3 separate regions of the Homo sapiens genome follow, and regions 1 and 3 are each linked to region 2. The links are chromatin contacts, found by Hi-C or POLR2A ChIA-PET in ENCODE. All regions are on one chromosome and are shown on one strand. Each heading gives the region's core, a stretch centred on a gene start or an enhancer-like site at or near the end of the contact. The rest is flanking DNA. Distances are from core to core; before and after follow the strand shown. Region 1 holds the start of SEPHS1 (selenophosphate synthetase 1). Region 2 holds the start of CAMK1D (calcium/calmodulin dependent protein kinase ID). Region 3 holds the start of PHYH (phytanoyl-CoA 2-hydroxylase).

Region 1 (4,726 bases), core at 364-2,863, 1.0 Mb after region 2:
AAAACACCTCGCATTTAACACAGCCTCACCCCTACCAGGAAAAAAAAAAGAAAAAGAAAAAATCCAACTCACGAGGCATCCAGTTATTTTCCTACCTCCTATCTATTCCTCTCCTGGCTCCCAAAAAGGTGGGGAGGGGAATTGTGTGGCTATCACTTCCTTTTAAATTACTATCTTCTCAAGAGTTTTAAGGGTGGAAAAAAGTTTAAAACACCTTGTATCAGGAAGGCGCTCAGATTTAAAATTCCAAATGGTACTAAGGACACAAATCAGCCTCACATCCTAATGAAAAAAGTACTAGATTCTTACATTTTTGGAGGGCATGGGAAGGGGGAGGGGGTTCTGGGGGAAATGTGCAGTGATTAGGGAACCAGGGGGATCCATTTGCATTAATAAGGGACGGTGCCCGGCGACCCCGCAGCCACATGTTTACGCCTTTAAAACAATGGCATGAATATTTAAAGCAACGTTTAGCCCTTTCCTTCCCGGGCACATTTCCATGGTTTGGTTTTTTTTTTTCTTCCAACGAGCGTGGGGAGCCGGGGAGCCGGTCAGCGGGGTGGGCCCGGCGCGCTGCCCCGCCAACCCCGGACCTACCTCCCCGCCGGCCCCGCACAATGGGGCGCGCTCTCCAGGACGCCCGCGTCGGAGGCGGCCGGGGAGGGGAGCAAGGAACCCGGGGACACCTTCGGGCTCAGGCTCAGGCTCAGGCCCTCGCCGCCGCCTCGGAAGGCCCAGCAGGCCCGGGCTGCGGGCCGGCGGCGGGGCGGAGGCGGCAGCTCGGGGCCCCGGCCGGGCCATCCCTGTTCGGGCCGGCGGGAGGCGGCGGGAGCCGGCGGGCACCGCGCGTGCGGCCCAGGAGCCGGGGAGGACGCCGGGACGCACCCGCCCCGGGTCGACAGGGCCCGCGCGGAGAAAAGGGGAGGCGGGGAGGCCCCGGAGGCACCCCGCGACCCCAGGCCGGCCGCTCCCGCCGCGCGCACGGGCCGCCGCCGCCGCCGCGCAAAAATGTCGGCGGGCGAAAAAATTAACCCCTGCGTGGCCGCCGCCGCCCTCCCCTCCGCTCCTCCCCGCCCTCCCTCCCTCCTTCCCCGGCCCCGCGCGGCGGCGGCGGCGGCGCGGGCGGCGCTTCTTTTTTAAAGCGGCCCCACCAAGCCCGGCGCTGCCCCTCTCCAGGCAGGGCTGGCGGGGCCGGCGGCGCGCGGCTCCCCGGCGGTCCCGGGCGGCCCGGAGGGGGATTTGCAACGGCCGCCGCGGGCCTGCGGACCCAGATTCCCCTTTAAGCCTGCGCCTCCCCCCCGCGCCGGGCCCGCCGCTTACCGGCTCGCTTTGCGCCCTCCGCCTCCTCCCGAAAACGGGCCGCGGGCCGCTCCCACAATGCACCGGGCGCGGCCGGGCTCCCTTAAGCGTCGCCTGAATAAAAATGCCGCGCCCGGCGGCGGCGGCGGCGGCGGGGGCCCGGGCCCGCGCCTGGGCGCCGCGGGGGCTCGCCTGCCTCGGCGCGGCCCTGCGGGAGCCGGGCCGCCGCGCTCCCGCCGGCTGGGCGCGCGGGGGTCCTTTAAGGCCGGCCACCTCCCTTTAAGAGGCGGCCCTGGCTGCTGGGTGGCGGCGTGCGGCCCGGGAAGGGGGCGGGGGCGCCGTGCAGCCCCGAGCGCGGCAATGATTGGTCTCGGGGGAGGGGTGGGGGGTTGCAAACCCGAGGAGCGGTGGCATCCGTTGCATGATGCAAAAAAGGATTGATTTCAAAAGTTGCGAGTTGCATTGGCAGCCGCCCTTGGCGCCCGGGCCACCTTTTTCCCGGGCCCCGCTGCAAGGGCCGGGAACGTTTCCGCCACCTGGCCGGGCTCGACCGCGCGGCGCTCTGCGGGGCGCTGTCCCCGCTCCCCGAGTGCGCAGCGGAGCGTCCTGGAAGACAATGACCATGGGAACAATTTGCACAGGAGGCTAGGAGCCCAGGAAAAGCCGCCTGGGCGCCAGGCAGAGGTTTTTTGAAAACACAAACGGCGCGTTAGATGCTTGGGGACTCCCAGCATCTGTCCTTCCTATTGTTTAGCTCGGCTCCGGAGTTCACGGGAGCCTCGTGAAATGTGGAGACGTCCTGCAAAGTTTCTTGAACACTTCATGTGCGTGGTAGGAAGTCGAGGAAAAAGGTTTACGGTTCCCCGCTGGTTGCATTGTTTGTCCTGCACATGTTCGAGCGAACATGGCAGCCGCAACCCTGGATGTGTTCGAATTGACATCGAGGGGGGAGCTTCACGTCGTGAAATAACTTTTTTCTGGGCTTTCGAGATTCTAAAGCATTGCTGATGAAAATAAACCAAATACTTTCAGATATCGTTTAGGGCTTCTCTCTAAAACAGCAGTGTGCAGGAATGCCGATCGAACTTTTCTAGGCAGTAGGTCAGCATTTTCCAAATGTTATTTGGGAGCAGAAATGTTTTGGGTCACTGGACCGTGCTTTACGTGGCACGGCAGGTTGGCACGCTACGCAGATGCCCTTTTCGTTAACATTTCCGCTTGCCAGTTGCTCCGGGTTTTAATCCTGGGCTGGATGCAGAAGTGATGCCACCTCGAAGACAGGCTGCTCCTGTCTTTGTGTACTTTCTTCATACCCTGTAGTAAGTTTGCAAAGAACGTGTTAGTCTGCATTCTTTTATTTTATATTTATTTATTTATTTATTTTGAGACGGAGTCCCACTCTGTCGCCAGGCTGGAGTGCAGTGGCGCGATCTCGGCTCACTGCAACCTCCGCCTCCTGGGTTCAGGTGATTCTCCTGCCTCAGCCTCCCCAGTAGCTGGGATTACAGGCGCCTGCCACTGGAGGATGGCTTCTCCCAGAGGGGAAGACAGGGTCACGGTTCTCATTAAGAGGGTATTGTACTAGTCAAGCCCGGAGATGTACTTGAACTGAAAGCAAGGGGAATGCAGCCCAGGGAAGGGATTTGGTGTGATTTAGCACGTAGGAAGGAGAGGAAGAAGGATAAGATGACCCCCAGGTTTCCAGTTTGCGGGGGTGGGGGGTGGGGGAGGGAATGAGGAGCGATGCTAATAATTTATCTAAGAACTGCTGAAAGGCAAACAAGTTTCGGGGTGAGTTCAGCTTTGGAAATGTTAAATCTGAGGTCTGCCGGATGGTGTGGGGGTGGGGCTCAGAGTTGCAAATCTCAGGTCTGCCGGATATTCCAGACCAAAGTTAATAGGGAAACAGGTCCGGAATTTGGTGTGGGGATGGGGCTCAGAGATGCAAATCTGGGTGCCATCAGCATGTAAATGGTGTTCGAAGCCTCCGTAAGAGGTGAGATTAACCCCGAAGGGAGAGCTCAGGAAAAAAGTGAAAGAGACCTTGGACAGAGCTCTGCAGAACTTGGAAATCAAGTGGCTGGGCGGGACAGAGGCCGATCCCCGCTGCGTCGGTGGGAGGCCACCATCCTCAGAACCGACTCTTCCTCCCCGCCTCCACCCACCACGAGCTCACCGGGAAGCAGTTCTCTGCCGCAGAGGCCGTAAGCCACAGATGCCTTACTTCATCCAGGGCCACACTACAGCCTTGGCCCAGATCATCTGGCAGAGTCATGCATCCTTTTCTTTGCCGGTGATGAGAGCTTCTTCCTTGGGTACTGCTTTGAGCTAGTCCTACGCTCCCCCGCAACTCCCGGGCTCACCAGAACCCCATTCTAGGGAGCCATCCCCGCTGGATTCTCAGGCTCTGCTGGTTCCGTCCAAGAGATGGTTCTCCTGGGTTGCATTGTCTGGTTGGGGCTTATTAAAAATACCAGTTTACCGCTGAGCAGGGTAGCTCAGGGTGCCTGTAACCCCAGGGCTTTGGGAGGCCAAGACAGGAGGATCACTTGAGGCCAGGAGGTTGAGACCAGCCTGGGCAACATAATGAAACCGCGTCTCTACAGAAAATTTAAGAAGTAGTCAGGTGTGATGGCGCATGCCTATAGTCCTAACTACCTCAGAGGCTGAGGTAAATCATTTGAGCCCAGTAGTTCAAGGCTACATTGAGCTGTAATCGTGCCACTACACTCTAGCCTGAGTAACATAGCAAGACCCTGTCTCAAACAAAACAGAACAAAACAAAAAGAACTAATTTACCAGCTTCACTCACTTGAAAGATTACAGCTAGCAGATACAATGGGTTGAATTATGTCCACCACAAAAGGTGTGTTGAAATCCTCACTGCCCCCCATACCTGTGAATGTGGCCTTACTTGGAAATAAAATATTTGCAGATTTAATCAAGGTAAGATGAAGTCATACTCAATTGTGATATGCCCTAAATCCTATGGCTCATATTCTTAGAAAAAAAGGAATATTTGGGCTGGGCGTGGTGGCTCATGCCTGTAATCTCAGCACTTTGGGAGGCCAAGGTGGGCAGATCACTTGAGGCCAGGAGTTTGAGACCAGCCTGGCCAACATGGCGAACCCCATCTCTACTAAACGTACAAAAATTAGCTGGGCGTGGTGGCATATGCCTGTAATCCCAGCTTCTCGGGAAGCTGAGGCAGAAGAATCGCTTGAACCCAGGAGGCAGAGGTTGCAGTGAGCTGGGATCATGCCACTGCACTCCAGCCTGGGTGACAGAGCAAGATGTCTCAAAAAAAAGAAAAAAGAAAAAGAAAGAAAGAAAAGAAAAGGAAGATTTGGAGACAGCGGCACAGAGGAGACACAGGGAAGATGGCCATGCATGTGAAGACCGAGACAGAGGTTGGAGCAATGCAGCT
Region 2 (4,858 bases), core at 653-3,152:
GATTTCATTCTTTTTTATGGCCGGGTAGTAGAGAATCAGCACTTCTTCAGCTGTGGGGATAATAGCTGAGAATGAGAATTGTTTTCATGAGCTCTGGCGGCTGTTCCTGAGGCCAGGCAGCAAGGGCAACATAGCAGAGAACCAAATAGGAAAAGAGGAGAAGGAAACACAGTGGGAGGAAGGGAAGGAGAAAGAAAGGACAAGAAGATGCTGACTGTAGGCATGAGAAAGCGACAGTTGGGATCTTAGTTGACTTATGCCCTGGTTCCCACTGTTTGTATTATCTAACCTTTGGCACAAGTAAAATACATGATAGTTTTTCAAATGTTTCTTATTGAAGGGGATGCTGTTTGCCTTGAACTTTGGTAATGTGCCTCAAGTATAAGAGAGGTTCCTTAGTAATTCTTCTCACCCATCCGTGTTGGAAATTGGGTTTGTGGATTTATTCTACATCTAACCGGCAAGTAAATCCCCTCTTTGCTCTTCTCAGTTTGGAAAACCTTAAGCTAACCGTCTTTGAAAGATGGAAACTAGCATGGAGGTCCCAGGAATGGGGATGCCAGGGTGTCGTCTGACCTCTTTAGGGTCAGAGTAGGGGCTGAGGGAGAGCAGCTGGGCTGCCTCCACTTCAGCCAGAGTCAGAACTAGGCACAAGGTGCTGGATGAAGTTTCCTATTCAGGGAGCAGATTTTTTTTTTCCTTTTACAGTGAAATTGGAACAGTCCTGGGAAAATGGGACAGGTGTCCCCAGTCAAGAGACAGAGCTGTTTACCCAACTACGAGGAGAGGCCCTGAGGGAGGCGAAGTGTTGATACCAAGAAATCTAAAATTTTCCGATCAAGAGGTCGCCCCTGCAGGTTGGGGACCAGGGAACTGGAGCACGTGGGCTGCCCTCTGACAGGTGGACACCAGGAGTGGGGCGGGCAGGCCAAAGTACAGCTGGGAGATGGGAGTCCGGAGGGAATTCTCTGGGTTAGTTTTGGCAGTCCATAGGAAAGCAGGTGCCTGCCCCGCAACCCGGACACCCTACTAAGCCAGCCGCGGGTGGGCTCCTCCTTCGAGGGGACTGCGGGGCAGACGATCACTTCTTTCCACTGAGTCTCTGGGAGGAGACAGGGAGATGCCAGAAGGGGCCAAGCGTGAGCCAGGGCAACCAGGCCGGCCAGGCCCGCCGGCCGCTCCAGCCCAGCACCAGGGCGCCCGCGCGGCTGCCAAACACCCCCGGGAGTTTTGCTCGCAAAGGGACCACGAGGCAGCTGCTGGCGCGTCCTGCGCGTACCCGCCCAGAGGCTCCCCGGCTTGCTCCTCGCGGGTCTGTCCCGAAACTGACGTGAAACCGATTTGGTGCAATGCGAATGAGCTCCCGCCCGCCTCCGCCTCCATCCCAGCCGCCGCCGCCGCCCGTCGCCATAACAACCGGCCCCCACCCCCCCCACCCCACGCCTTGCCCCTCGGGTCCCCCGGGCCACAGGCCACAGCGCGGGAAGGCGCCCCGCCCTCGGCGCCCCGCATCCGGCCGCCGCGCACCCCCGCCCGCCCGGCGCTTCCGAGCCACGCAGAGGCGCCCCCTCCCGCCGGAGACGGGAAAGCCCCGGCGCCCCCAGACTGGGCTCCGTTTCCAGCTCCCGGAGGGGCTGGGGCTCTCCCGCGTGCGCCCCGCACCTGCCGGGGGCCCGTACCCGCCCTCGCCGGGGCTCCAGGGGGCACGACGGCCGTGGCCCGGCGCTCTTGGGAGGGGAGCGGGACATCCCCGAAGGCGGCGCGCTGGAGGCGGGGAGCGGCCGGGGCGCACGGAGAGGGCGGGGAGCCCGCGGGAGGGGGAGGAGGGGGAGGAGGGGGAGGAGGCGCGAGGTGGGGGGGAGCGCGGCGGGCGGCAGGGAGGGAGCGGGAGGGAGGCAAGAAAGTAGCAGAAAGTGAGGCTGGCAGGCGGCGGCAAAGGAGCCGGCGCGCGGCGGCGGCAGGAAGTCTGTGCCCGAGAACAGCAGAAATAAGAGCCAGGGAGGGACCGCGGCCGCGGCGGCGGCGGCGAGAGCGAAAGAGGAAACTGCAGAGGAGGAAGCTGCGCCGCAGCCCGAGCCGCCCGGCATCCCCGCCGCCTCTGCGCCCGCGCCGCGCCCCCGGCGCCCCCTCCCCAGCGCGCCCCCGGCCGCTCCTCCGCGCCGCGCTCGTCGGCCATGGCCCGGGAGAACGGCGAGAGCAGCTCCTCCTGGAAAAAGCAAGCTGAAGACATCAAGAAGATCTTCGAGTTCAAAGAGACCCTCGGAACGTAAGTGGGGACCGGGGAGGCGAGGGTGGAGGTGGCCGCGGCAGGGGCTGCACGGGCAGCTCCAGCTGCCGCCGCCGCCACTACCGCGGCAGAAACCCAGCCTGTCACCGCGTCCTCATTGTCCCGTTCTCGGCGCTGCGGAGCCCCCCCGAGCGCGCCCGACGCGTGGGCCTGCGACCCCCGGGTGGGCGCCGTTCCCGGGAGGGGGAGGGGGCAGCGCCGGGCTGTCAGGGAGCAGCCCACGCGGGCGCGCGACTTCCCACTTCTCCTGCCACCGCCGCCCTCTCCGCTGCCTTCTCCCCACGCGTGACTGTGGGCTGAGCATGGTGGGGATGGCTGTTTACCGGCTGTGTGCGTTTACTCGCCGTGTGCATGGGCGCACCGCGTTGGCGAGACGTGGTCACGAGAAGATCAGCCTCCAGTCGTTCCCATTTCTGTCCTTACATCATGTATTTCTATGGAATTGGCATCTGCACGTACGAGGTGTAGGCAAGACTTTGGGTGGCCACGCGAGGATGGAAGGGAAGGGCTTCGCAGTGCTCAGGGTCACACGTGGGCAGAGCCTCACCGGAGGGTCTGTGCATTTCACGCGGGCTCGGCCGCACGCGCCGGGGAGCGCGTCTCCAAGGGAGGGTCTGTGCGCGTCGCTGCGCGGGCGGTGCTCTCTCCGGGCTGCATCGAGTCCCATGCTGATGGCTGTGTCTCAAGAAAGCAGAAATAATCCGAAGTCGATGGCAGGAACGCTCCAAGCATGTGCTGCTCAGCTCAGCTGCTGTTCCCTTTCTGCCCAGGAGTTGGGTCTTGTTTGTTTTGTTTCGGAGCGGCTCAGAATAGGTGGGGAGGCTGATAGTGAAAGAGAATCAGGACCTGCCGAATGAGTCTGAAGTTCAAGTTATTTCCTTCCCTCACACAATCAGTATTTGCTCTGCATCAGTATCTGTCAGTGTGGATTCACGCACAGGTGTGCAGTCAGAAATGCCCATTTTGCAGGGGTTCATGGAGGTGTTGATTAGGCTGGGAAGAGAAAGGGGAGCTATTTCATGGGATAAATCAGTGCGTTGTTGGGTGCCCTTTCTTTCCTTCCTCCTTTTTTTCCGTGTGCTTGTTTTTGTGCTTGGTTTCTTTTTTCCAGCACCACATTACCCAGCTTGTCTTCACCTCCAGGCTCGGCGTCTGCTGCTGTTCAGTCATTTCCCCTCACCCCCACGCAGATCTGCAGGGGGTCCCCCGGAGAGAAGTTGTGAGGGTGGCTTTCCCAGTCCTGCTTCTGATTCCCGGGAAGGCGCACGCTGAGGACTAGAGTGGGGTCTCCCTGCTGTGGTTGTTGCCTTTCAGGGAGGGCACCTATTTGCTATCTTTGTTGGAATGAAAACAGAAAAAGATGTAGCTTTTTAATAAATAGGGGTTTGGGGTTGCCTCTTAGTGCAGCCAGGTAAGGGGTTAGTTTGGGTCAAAACTTTTGAAAATTGCCACTGAGGTTTATTCGGGTTTGGGGTTGTGATTCTGAGATGCTCAAGTTACTGAGAGACAAGAAAGCATGGCCTTTGCTTGTCATCCAGGACCCGCACTGTGGCCGCCAATGAGGAGATGGGAGAGCATGGGGACCCACCCTGTGTGAATGCTTTCCTGTCCGTGGCTTGTTCCCACCCGAGCCCCCCACACTGGCTTCCTGCCTGTAGCCTCCGGGTGACTGATGCCCTGTCCCCTGACTGACTCGTGCAGCTGCACCTCTGCAGTGGCGGGGCTGCTGAGGCTCCAAGCTGTGGCTCCTGCTGGAGCATGGTGTTTGGAGATGACTGTGGGTGGTTTCCACCTTGGGGAAAAATGGGGATTTGCCCTCTGGTGCCAGAGCGCTTCTCTGGCAGAACAGCCTCTTGGACTCCAGCCATGTTCCCTGTGAGCTTTGGGAATGGGTCTCTCTTAGGGTCCTAAAGCATTGCCTTCTGCCTGGGATGGAATTCTTTGCAAAGGAGCTTCCCACTGTAGCACTGGCATTGGACCTAGAAGAATGATAGAAACAGTGTGATGATCAAGATGTTTTTACTCCACATAATAATCATGGTAATCATAGGTGGTATTCTGAAATGTATACCCAGGATCAGGTATTATTCTACGTGCCTTATGTGTATTAACTCATTTAAATCTCAGAGTAACCTTATGAGGTAGGTATTTACCATTACACCCAATTTGCAGATGAGAAAACTAAGGCAGCAGAGATAATTATGTGAGCTACCAAACCTTAGCTAACTATTAAGTGGCGGAGCTGGTATTCACAGATAGGCAGAGCAACTTTTGATTGTCCATACAGGGTTGACACACTTTGTAGATCCTGTAATGGCCAATGCTTAGTCAATAATTTGACTTAACTTTAGTATTTGGAACGCGAACTTTAATATTAATGTAAAGAAAACATAATGGGCTGGGCGTGGTGGCTCACACCTGTAATCCCAACACTTTGGGAGGCTGAGGCGAGCTGATCACTTAAGTCAGGAGTTCGAGACCAGCCTGGCCAACATGGTGAAACCCTGTTGCTACTAACAATAACAAAATTAGCCGGGTGTGGTGGTGTGTGCCTATAATTCCAGCTACTCG
Region 3 (4,740 bases), core at 137-2,636, 950 kb after region 2:
GCAACAGAGAGAGACTCCATCTCAGAAAAAAAACTACCACCACTACTACTACTACTACTACTACTACTACTACTACTACTACTACTGCTACTACTACTACTACTAATAATAATAATACAAATTACACTTGGGAGGCTGAGGCAGGGGAATGGCTTGAACCTGGGAGGCGGAGGTTGCAGTGGGCCGACATTGCAGAGTGCGGCACTGCACTCCAGCCTGACCACAGAGCAAGACTCCGTCTCAAAAATAATAATAATAATAATAATAATAATAATAATAATAATAATAACAACAATAACAACAACAACATAAATTCGCCTGGCATCGTGGCGCAACCCTGTAGTCCCAACTACTTAGGAGGCTGAGGTGGAAGGATCTCTTGAGCCCAGGAGTGAGCCGAGATCGTACCACTACTGCACTCCAGCCTGGGTGACAGAGTGAGGCCCTGTTTCAAAAAAAAAAAAAAACCAAAAAAGCAAAACCCTAGAAATTCCTTTTAAAGATCTCCTTTCTATCCGGTAACTGCAGAGAGTTGACATAGAATTGCATTGTTTCTTTAGCTTAATCGGTTACTTTCGGAATGTCACTCTCATCAATTAACATGTTATCCTTTCTTTCTCTCTGTTTCTCTCTTTTGGAACGCACTGGCCATCACGGCTCACTGTAACCCTGGACTCCTGGCCTTGGCCCCCAGAAGAGCCGAGACAACAGGCAAGGCGTGTGCCGCCGCGCCAGTCCTCACCCGCTGTCCTTCCCCAAATAGTGTCTTTATATAACTCAGTGGCAATGCCGTAGTCCAGCAGGGAGGCCGCCCTGGGCAGCGCCTGCCTGGCCAGCTCCTGCCCGGGAGGGCACCGTCCTCTCCCCTCCGGAGAGGTCCCGGTCACTGCCTGCCTGGGCCGGTTCCAGGCAGCCCTGCGCGCCTGTGCACCGTGCGCCTGTGATTGGACATCTCTGGGTCTCTGGACAGCTGCCGGGGTCACGCGCCGCCGGTGAAACGACGTCTCCACAAAGAGAGGAGCAGAGGCCCCCAGGGATCCCGGAGGGCAGGGCAACGCGGCAATTGCCCCGACCCCAGGGCGGCCGCGCGTGTCCTCGGGGGACGCAGCCTCTTCCCCGCTCCCCGGCTCCTGGAAGAGACGCGACCCAGGCGGGGACGCGGCGCTGAGCGAGGAGGCGCTGGGGCTGCGAAGCGTGCGACCCCGAGGCCTCCACCCGGACCAGGGCCACCACTCAGGCGGCGGCGCCGGCGCCGGATCCAGCCCGAGCCCCGCGCAGCCCAAAGGATACGACAGCCCCGGCCGAGGGGCGGCCGAGGTGGCCCAGAACAATCTGCAGACGGGCGGCGGCGCGAAGCTGCTCCATGGCTGCGGCGCGGGGAACCCCCACCCCTCCCGGCCTCTGCCCCATTTAGCCCAGCGGGCGGCTCCGCCTCCAGGCGCCGCCCCGGACTGGACGTAAGCGGGATTCCGGGCGGTGCCAGCTCGCGGGCCGGGCTGCTGGGGAGCCCTAGTCCGCTAGAGTCCGCGCGCCGGGCAACCGCCCGGGGCTGAAGTCCTCCCCACACCATGATCCTTCCGTCCTTTATTTTCTTTCTTTTTAAAAAGAAACAAGATCTTGCTCTGTCGCCCAGGCTGGAGTGCAGTGCGCGATCATAGCTCACTGCAGCCTTGAACTCTTGGGCTAATTTTTATTTTTTGTAGAGATGGGGTCTCGCTACGTTGCCCAGGTGGGTCTCAAACTCCCCCCGCCTCCCGTCTCGACCTCCCAAAGTGCTGGGACTACAGGCGTGAGTCATTACCCCTGCCCCGCACCCTGTTTCTGTTCCATCACCAGGACCCTCCCTGCCGCACCGAAGCTCGGGGGCCCAGTGACCAGGCCGAGGTCACACAGTGACAAGTGGCTGGGCTGGGACCTCACTCACTCTCCTAACGTCATGGCTTCCATCTGTTTAACCCTACGTGACTGCTCCTTCCACTGACAGCTGAAAGAATAAAATCTCCGATTTAAACAAAAAGTTTGCCGGGCGCGGTGGCTCACGCCTGTAATCCCAGCACTTTGGGAGGCCAAGGCAGGCGGATCACGGGGTCAGGAGTTCGAGACCAGCCTGGCCAACTTGGTGAAAACCCGTCTCTACTAAAGATACAAAAATTAGCTGAGTGTTGTGGCGCACGCCTGTAATCCCAGCTACTGGGGAGGCTGAGGCAAGAGAATCACTTGCAACCGGGAGGCGGAGGATGCAGTCAGCGAGATGGCGCCACTGCATTCCAGCCTGGGTGACAGGGCAAGACTCCGTCTCTAAACAAACAAACAAACAAACAAACAGGTTTTTAGCCGGGTGCGGTGGCTCACGCCCGTAACTCCAACACTTTGGGAGGCCGAGGCAGGAGGATCGCTTGAGCTCAGGATCGCTATAGATCGAAAGCAGCCTGGGTAACATAGTGAGAACACCTGATCTACAAAAAAATTAGCCGGGCGTCGTGGCGGGCGCCTGTAGTCCCAGCTACTCAGGAGGCTGAGGCAGGAGAACGGTGTAAACCCAGGAGGCGGACCTTGCAGTGAGCGAGATGGCGCCACCGCACTCCAGCCTGGGCGACAGAGCAAGACTCCGTCTCAAAAAAAATAAAAAATAAATCAATAAATTAAATAAATAAAAATTCCAGACATTGTATGAGGAAGCATTGCAAAACTTTCTGTTCTGTTAGCTGTTGCCTGTAGCCCCCAGTCATGTTCCCCACGCTTGCTCGATCTCTCACTAAACTTTCACGTAGACCCTTAGAGTTACAAGCCCTTAAAAGGGCCAAGAATTTCTTTTTCAGGGACCTCGGTTGCAAGTCTGCCGAAGTTCCCGGCCTAATACAGCCCTTCTTTAATCCGGTGTCTGAGTTTTGTCTGCGGCTCGTCCTGCTGCAGGAGGATCACCTGAGCCCGGGAGTTTGAAGTTGCAGTGAGCCCAGATCGTGCCTCTGCACTCCAGCCTGGGCGACAGAGTGAGGCCATGTCCAAAAAACACAAAAACAAAAAACAAACAAAACTCCAAAACATCAATGAAGTTTTGAAAATAAAAATAAAAAAATAAAAATGCTAAGATGCATCCCTAAAAGTCATATGTGCCATTCAAAAGGGGTATTTCATTTAGTGGGACTCCAGCCCAAAATATTAGAAAGTTCGGTTGGTCATAAAAAAAAAAAAAGTGAATAAAATAAATGACCTCCAGAAAAGTCTGATGCACACAGGCCAGTATGGTGTAAATTTCTTAGATAACTCCAGCATCTCTTTGTAAGATTTATTTTCCATTCCATAACTACGGATATTGACATAGCATCTCATTGTTTCTTTAGTTTCATTTTTTCATTGATTTTTTGTTCTTTTTTAGCTTCGAGTTACTTCCAGAACGTCGCAGCACACGTTATCACTTCCTGCATGACGTCTTTATAGAATTTGGTGACAATGTCGCAGTCCAGGAGGGAGGCCCGCAGCCAGCATCACCAGCCCCTTCCTGTTTGCACAGGCAGGGAGGAGAACGGCAGCTCCCAGGCTTCCACTGGGGAGTCCCTCCGGCTTTCTCCGGGATTCCGCCCGCCCCAGGGTCTCAGACCAACAGAAGGACCCGGGATCCCTCAGCAGCTCCGGACCTCATCTGCCCCACTTCGGCATCCCGCGCGGGAATATGACCATGTAGGAGTAACCCGGGGCTCTCAAGGACTCTACGGTTTGTCACGGTTTGAACGCAAGCGCAGGGCCTGGGGCGGGTGCAGGTGGAGGGTCGGCCTCTTTCTGCCCTTGGGAACGCCCCTTTCTGGATGTGGACCGGCGAGGCGGTCTCTCCTTTCTGCCCTCGCCTGGTGAAATGTGGGCACTGCTGCCAGGAGAAAAAAAACTGAAGCTGTGAATTCAGTTCATCACCCTTCCCTTGTTTATTAAAAAATCGGACCTTGGCCGGGCGCGGTGGCTCACGCCTGTAATCCCAGCACTTTGGGAGGCCGAGGCAGGCAGATTAGGAGGTCAGGAGATCGAGACCATCTTGGTTAACACGGTGAAGCCCGGTCTCTACTAAAAATACAAAAAAGTTAGCAGGGTGGTGGCGGTCGCCTGTTGTCCCAGCTGCTCGGGAGGCTGAGGCAGGAGAATGGCGTGAACCCGGGAGGCGGAGCTTGCAGTGAGCCGAGGTCGTGCCACTGCACTCCAGCCTGGGTGAAAAAATAAAAAAAAAAAAAGATCAGGACCTTTACCCGCGCTGACGGTGATTGGTTTTCATGACCAATAAAGAAATTCGAATGAGATGAAGCTACTTACACCTGTGTTTTTACTGTTCCTTTAAAATGCCCTAATTTCACAACCATGTGAAAATTCCTGCCATCTCTCCCCCAAGGCATTTATACAAGGATGTACTTAGATATTTAGATGTATTTAAATTTATGCTTTTCTTTTCTTTTTTTTTTTTTTTTGAGACGGAGTCTGACTCTGTTTCCCAGGCTGGAGTGCAGGGCGTGATCTCGGCTCACTGCGACCTCTGCCTTCCGGGTTCAAGAGATTCTCCTGACTCAGCCTCCTGAGTAGCTGGGATTACAGGCGCGCCATCAAGCTCAGCTAATTTTTTGTATTTTTAGTAGAGCCAGTTTCACCATTTTGGCCAGGCTGGTCTCGAACTCATGACCTCAAGTGATCCGCCCGCCTCAACCTCCCAAAGTGCTGGGATTACAGGCGTAAACCACCGCACCCGGCCCAAACTGATGCTTT

Evidence for each region. A loop is a pair of places that touch in the nucleus more often than their neighbours do. ChIA-PET counts read pairs that join two places held with the same protein, here RNA polymerase II (POLR2A). Pooled maps may share reads with other maps.
Region 1: a map of CD8-positive, alpha-beta T cell shows a loop between it and region 2 (13-fold over the local background). The contact joins the promoter of SEPHS1 here to the promoter of CAMK1D in region 2. A Hi-C loop is called at or near these places in 2 of 168 maps with a recorded cell type or tissue (CD8-positive, alpha-beta T cell and naive thymus-derived CD4-positive, alpha-beta T cell), 4 of 37 single-sample maps with no recorded cell type and 11 of 50 pooled maps.
Region 3: a loop to region 2 is called in a map of CD8-positive, alpha-beta T cell, with 8 times the contacts of the local background. The contact joins the promoter of PHYH here to the promoter of CAMK1D in region 2. A Hi-C loop is called at or near these places in 3 of 168 maps with a recorded cell type or tissue (CD4-positive, alpha-beta T cell, CD8-positive, alpha-beta T cell and naive thymus-derived CD4-positive, alpha-beta T cell) and 7 of 50 pooled maps. POLR2A ChIA-PET finds 5 or more read pairs at or near these places in 2 of 52 experiments (CD4-positive, alpha-beta T cell and activated CD4-positive, alpha-beta T cell).

Annotation. Positions count from the first base shown.
Region 1 is chr10:13,346,680-13,351,405 of GRCh38, forward strand. It overlaps SEPHS1 (selenophosphate synthetase 1), which reads right to left and starts at 1,614. Exons shown (of 9, transcript NM_012247.5): 1 at 1,321-1,614. RefSeq lists silencers at 550-1,379, 1,510-1,729 and enhancers at 1,799-2,589, 2,590-3,381.
Region 2 is chr10:12,347,645-12,352,502 of GRCh38, forward strand. It overlaps CAMK1D (calcium/calmodulin dependent protein kinase ID), which reads left to right and starts at 1,903. Exons shown (of 11, transcript NM_153498.4): 1 at 1,903-2,266. The coding sequence starts at 2,175. RefSeq lists silencers at 1,062-1,321, 1,362-1,921, 2,092-2,181 and enhancers at 2,218-2,717, 2,892-3,051.
Region 3 is chr10:13,298,678-13,303,417 of GRCh38, forward strand. It overlaps PHYH (phytanoyl-CoA 2-hydroxylase), which reads right to left and starts at 1,387. Exons shown (of 9, transcript NM_006214.4): 1 at 1,291-1,387. The coding sequence starts at 1,365. LOC124902377 (a long non-coding RNA gene) reads left to right here and starts at 1,512. Exons shown (of 2, transcript XR_007062056.1): 1 at 1,512-1,729; 2 at 3,377-4,291. RefSeq lists enhancers at 377-997, 1,574-1,713, 3,089-3,589, 3,446-3,735, 3,926-4,075 and a silencer at 974-1,393.